2 separate regions of the Homo sapiens genome follow, and region 1 is linked to region 2. A link is an interaction called in ENCODE POLR2A ChIA-PET data of the cell type or tissue named here. Cell type or tissue: PC-9. All regions are shown on one strand. Each heading gives the region's core, and the rest is flanking DNA. Links, peaks and the distances in the headings are about the cores only.

The links. Peaks named below come from ENCODE experiments on the same cell type or tissue, not always from the same donor. Only the 100,000 strongest peaks of a DNase experiment are listed, where the experiment ranks them.
Region 1: POLR2A ChIA-PET joins it to region 2 with 5 read pairs; 2 of 35 experiments call an interaction of 5 or more read pairs at or near these places.

Annotation. Positions count from the first base shown.
Region 1 is chr12:26,238,122-26,241,038 of GRCh38, reverse strand. The region is part of intron 1 of SSPN-AS1 (SSPN antisense RNA 1); the gene reads left to right. Among named protein-coding and RNA genes, the nearest start is that of SSPN-AS1, 32 kb to the left of the region's middle. In PC-9, for the core only: no CTCF peak of the experiment used is centred there; a DNase peak (open chromatin) is centred at 1,298; H3K4me3 peaks cover 1,558 bases; H3K27ac peaks cover 2,500 bases.
Region 2 is chr12:26,100,327-26,103,243 of GRCh38, reverse strand. No RefSeq gene overlaps it. Among named protein-coding and RNA genes, the nearest start is that of BHLHE41, 23 kb to the left of the region's middle. In PC-9, for the core only: no CTCF peak of the experiment used is centred there; a DNase peak (open chromatin) is centred at 1,753; H3K4me3 peaks cover 1,487 bases; H3K27ac peaks cover 2,371 bases.

The DNA.
Region 1 (2,917 bases), core at 120-2,619, 140 kb before region 2:
AACGCTTTCTACTCTCAGCATTTTGAAATGTGATGAGCTGAAGATGATGAGACCTGAGCCACATGTATACACAAAACTGAGTGTAGCACAATTTCTGGAACTCTCAGTTTTGCAACTGCTGTCCAAAGATGCACGCAGTGAACCTGGTGGACTGGCGCCTGACGTGGAGGCTTTAAGGGAGGTGGGAGGGACAGCCACAGCACGGGTAGGCAGCCTCTCACCTCTCCTCTGCATGCTGCCCAGGGATGCTCCACAAGGCAGTTGGAGAGGGCTGTGCCTCACCAAGTTCAGGAATCCCTTCTGAAAGCTTGTCGAGGACTCACATGTCACTGAGCAGGGAAAGAAATGTGCCTCCACCTGAAACAAGTCACATAGCTGGTCCCAGATGAGAAAATGTCTGCTGCAGAAAGAAAGAAGCAAAGGACTTGCAGGATCCTTGAAAGACCATGAGGTCCATGGGGAGGAGAGAGCAGGCTGGAGCAGGCTGTCCCCTCTCTTTCTCCTGCTCCTCTCCCCAGGGCTGCTCTGGCAGCAGAACCAGATGGAAATGTCACCTAGTGCAGAGTGTTTTATTCTTCCTGGTCTACACCCCACCTTAAACAGTGAAAGCTCCTTGGCAACATCATGCAGAGGTTCTTTTCATTTTTAATTAAATCCTAAGAGATATATTTTTTTTCCTAAAGGTGCCAGCTTAAAATAATTACTAGAATTCCCAACAGGGCTAATCAGAGACTTATAGAAAATAAAAATGAAGGAGAATGCCCTACCCAATGGGTTTCTGTCATTTTGCTCAGAAGGCTCTTGCAGTCCAGGGCAGCGATCACAGTTCTTGGCATTAGGGGCTATTAATAGGAGCCTTGAAATAAATCCCTATCCAGTGAGATAAGGAAAACTTATTTCACTGCCTGAGTATCTCTCCTCTGATGACCAGACACCTTCCATTTTCATCAGCTGTTTATCAAAATCAGATTAGTAAAAGAATAATCAGATCAGAATTGTTTATGCCTGTCTCAATCTTGAATTACAAATGACTTTCATGTGCTGCCTGGGCGAAGTACCGTGACCTATAGATGAACTAGCCTTTGTATTTCCTGCACCTTGTACTGAACTTATAATTTCCCAAAGACCACAAGTCATTAAGTCTCATTGTTGATTATTGATCTAAGTAAGATAGGTGAGGCTAGCTCCATGGGGGCTGTGGATATGTGGGCAATAGATTCTCTTTGTGATAAGTCATAAGTCACTAATGGGTTGTTTTGAGCTCTCCCAAGTGGAAGACAATGGAGCCTTTAGAAGGTTGTGGAGTTACGTAAGACATCTCTTTCCAAACAAAGAGGAGGCAGGACACCCAGCCAAAGGGTTGAGCACAGGAGGCTGTGTGGTCTGGTGGTTCCAGGGAGAGACGTGGGGCCAGGGCTTCCTGGGTTCAGCTACCAGCCGAGACTCTGAGTCAGGGGGGAGCAGAGCCAAGTCTCTTGGCTTGAGGCAGATAGACTGTAAAACCAGGAGAGAGAAAACCGCAGGTCTGTGCTCAAGGACTCTAGGGGAAAAACACATTCTGGAAATTAAAAAAAAAAAGAGAGAGAGAGAGTGAGAGAGAGATCACCCTGTTAAGTTACAATTTGGGACTTTTTCAACAAGAAATGAGCATCTTTCCTGCTGATTGGCTGACATGTCCTCCTCTGGGCAGCACTGTGAAGCCCAGCCAGTATCTGAGGGTGTTCTGTGTGGAATGAATAGAGAAGCTCAGGGGTCTGAGCAAAGCCAGTCAACCTTGGTGAGTTGTCACAAGGAATGCTTAGGGAGCCGGGCCCTGGGAGCAAAGAGGTTCTGCATGAATTCTTCCCTTTCACTCATCCTGTCTTCCACAGTAAAATGTCCTCTGAAATCATGGGAGGAAAAATCCCTTCCTGCCAGCTTCTTCTGGATACCTCCCTTCCACCAGTCTGAGCACAGAGTTGTAACCAGCAACCTGTTTAGCCACAGATCCACACAGGTTTCCAAGCCACAGCCAGGGCTGGGGCTGATGGTCCATGTTCTCCAAGTCCCATGAGCCCTGAAAGTCTGATAATTCTGGTCAGACAGAGTGGGTGGCCACCTACATGGTGAGTTTGAAGGATGACTGGGTGGGTCTCCACTCCTTGGCAGGGTGCCGCATTTCTCTGGATCTGAAAGTTTTTCTGATTGTTAGAAATAGCCTGTTAAAATGAAAACCATATTTATGAAGAAATCTCTGTATTCAGCATGAGCACTTGAGTCAATAATATCTTAATAGAGTCCCATAGAAATGGGACAGGAAATGAAGGAGGGGCAGATTTTGCTGTGGAATAAGGTTGGGGGAGGAAGTTTCTTATCTGGAGGAGCAGAGGGATCCCAGGAGGGGACAGAGAGATGAATCAGGTGGAGAGAGCCTTTCTAATAGTTTCTCCCGGAATGTCTGGAACAATATTAAAATCTAGTGGTGGGTGGGCGTGAATTGTACCAGGAGCAATGCTTTTACTTGTAATTCAAGCCAGGCCAAATGGAATCCACGTTTTCACTTGTGGGCACCTTGTCCAGCCACCAAGTACACTCATGATGTCACTCCTCCCTGCATTTGCCAGAGTGCACATTCCCTGCCACTGGTTAAATAGCCATGCTCAATGTCCCAAGTCCTAAGCTTCCCCATATTAAAATGAAGCAGTGATCTCTCCTTTTACAATCTTATAACCATCCTTTTGTCACTTTGTTGCAATCTAGGGAAAAATTAATAAAAAATTAAGTCTACTCTTGCGAGCAAAAGTATCTGAGGAAGGAACGTTATCTATTTTGTAAAAATACCTGAGTGAAAGAATGAAAACTAATCCACTGAGGTTAGTGACAGCTTTAATCACATAATTTTCAGACTCTGCTTCCTCTGCTTATGATAATTCACTAT
Region 2 (2,917 bases), core at 300-2,799:
TAACTGATCTCAGTAACACTCCTCTTTCTTTAGTAACTGAGGCCTCCGTGTGACTGCAGACATCAACCGAGTGCTCATAGCTTCCTCGTGATGCCTGGCCAGTGTTATGATACTAGGCAACCCAGTGTCTCAGGACCAACAGCGGAATAAACTTTGGCAGAGATCTATACGAGTTATTTCCTTTCTTACACTGCACAATTTCCTAGACATTCAGCCACCCTCTCATCATCAGACCTGCTGAAATCCATAATAAGCAACAGGCTATTAGATAAAAATAGTGGAATAAAACTGCAAATAACATTCTCCCCAAAATGCAGAGATGTCTGTCCTCCGGGAATATTTTATTCAGCTCTGGCGGCTATAGCGAAATACCATAAACTGGATGGCTTAAACAACGAATACTTATTTTTCACAGTTCCAGAGTTTGGAAGTCCAAAATGAGAGTGTCAGCTGGCTGGGGTTCTTCGTGAAGGCCCTCTTCCAGTTGCAGACAGCTGACTTCTCACTGTATCCTCATATGGCAATAAGAGGGTTCACTAGCTCTCTGGGGCTTCTTATCAGAGCACGAATCCCATTCATGAGGGTTCTACCCTTATGACCTTATTAGCTCCCAAAGGACCCACGTCCAAATACCATCACATTGGGGATTTGATTTCAATATATGAATTTGGGGGTAGGGGGCACAAACATTCAGTCTATAACATAAAGGATGGAAGATTCTCATCCTGTGATCTCCTCTTTGGACCAGTAGTATTTGCTTATTAAACCTGGACGGATTTCCAAGTGCAGCTAAGTACACTTGACATGTTAATTTAAGGATATTGCTTAAATCCAATTGTGCTATCTCCAATATTCATCTTCAACAGAGAAGACATATCTAGGTTATACAAATCCTACATGTCATCTAGAGAAAGGTAATGTATCCAGAATGTACAAATTGCAAGTTATCATCAGATAATTGTCTGGGCAGACAAAGCAAAGGCAAAAAACAGCTAAGGTCCTGACCACAGAACTCTGCTCTCTTAAGCTTTGTGCTCAGCATAACTCACCCCATTCTGCTTGAGTGTTCCTCTTGTAAATTCTGCTTAGATTCAAAAGACCAGGGGTTCAAATCCTGGCTCTACCACCTAATTGCATAAACATGGGAAAACCACTTATACATCTTTTTGTCTGTTTCCTTATCTATAGAATGGGGATGGTGATAAGATAAGGTCCACCTTACAGCATGCTGGGGTTCTGAGCTCGTTGAATGTTAAAGTCCTAAACAAACATTAGTTGTAATTGGTTCCTAGAGGGCAATCTCATCGACAGCATGAAATCAGAAATGAGACAGCTTCGCTCATGAGTCTCACTCATCAGCTTTGTGACATTAAGCAACTTACTTCTCAAAATTTATGTTTCGTCATCTGTAAAGAGGATGATTTTAATGAGAGTAGCATCTCTGTAGGACAGTTACAAGCATTAAATGACATAATCTAAGACCTCCTGCATGTCTTTTTGGGGGAGTTCAGTGGTCATGCAATACACTATGGAGAGACTAGAAGGAAGGCAGACAGGTGCAGTTTCCATTTGGCATCATGGGTCAGCATGCCCCAGTGGCATCAGGGTTCTTTCTTTGGCTGCAGAGCTGCATTCCCATGCTATGCTAATAACCTCTGCAAAACACAGTCGACCTGATCTTCCTGCTCTTTCCAGATAATGTGACCAACCTTTAGCCACCACTTGCTCACTTACCCGATAGGTTGTAAAACCAGTTTTTTTGGCATCTTGCCACCTCATCAGTGCTCACCTGCATATTTTTTTTCTGGGTTAGAGGATCATGAGTTCTTGGGTTCGCTGTGGTCAGAGTCAATAGCTGTCTATCAGGAAGTTGCTTTATTAATGAGATAATTCAGAATTTCTTCCGGAACTTCAATCTGTTGCTGGGTAACAACCTGTACCTAAAATCTACACAGATCTTCAATTATCGCTTAGTTAGGAACATGCTAGGATTGCCCGGCTGTCAAACACTCTTAATTGCACTAGGACCGGTTAGTATCTCATGCATTTGGAGCACAAAAGCACTGAGCAAAGCATATGACTGTCTGGTCAAGTCAAGCCCGCCGTTCCAACATTAGGCAATTGTTTCCATGAACAGTTTTCACGCTTCTGATATGGAAAAGAGATATGATCATGGCTATTATTTGCTTTGTGTTTCTAATATGCTGAGCAGTGTTTTAAGCATATAACAACTGCTAATTCATTTAATTTATGAGGTAAATGTTATCATATAAAGAAACCTATGTGCTCAGAGGTTAAGCAACATGCTCCTAGTCATACAGCCACCCTTCACTAGGCTATTTTGCCTACTGTTATTTCAAAAGCTGGGGACAGGGGAAATAACATTAATTTGTTTCTCATAATGGCAGAAGACCGTTTCTTTCTGTTACTAAATTTACTATGAAGAATTTCATTGCAAATAGTTATGCAAGAGACCTTTTACAGCTATACTAATTTAACAGTGATGTAATCTTGATTCTAAAAAATATATATTTGGGTCAGAAAGAGTCTCACCATTTCCTTTATTGTATTTTCCCCCAATATGAAAATTGTTTTGTAAAGTTTTAGCATTTTTTCCCTTTCATATCTACTCTGATTGGCTTTCGGGACCAATACGAGTTACAAATTAGATGCTTCCAAAATATCTAGTTGAACATTTCACTCAGTCAATTGTTTTGTTGCCTAATGTAATATCCATTTGTTCCCCCAGAGAGAGATTTTCTTCAGTGTAGCAATGATTTTGGTGCTTTTCAGACACGATCAATTTAATAGCAAAATGCCTTACACCTCACAGGTACATAGTAATACTTAACAAATGAAATAATGAATGAGTTAATATGAACTTTTGACAATCCTATATTTATATCCACATCACATA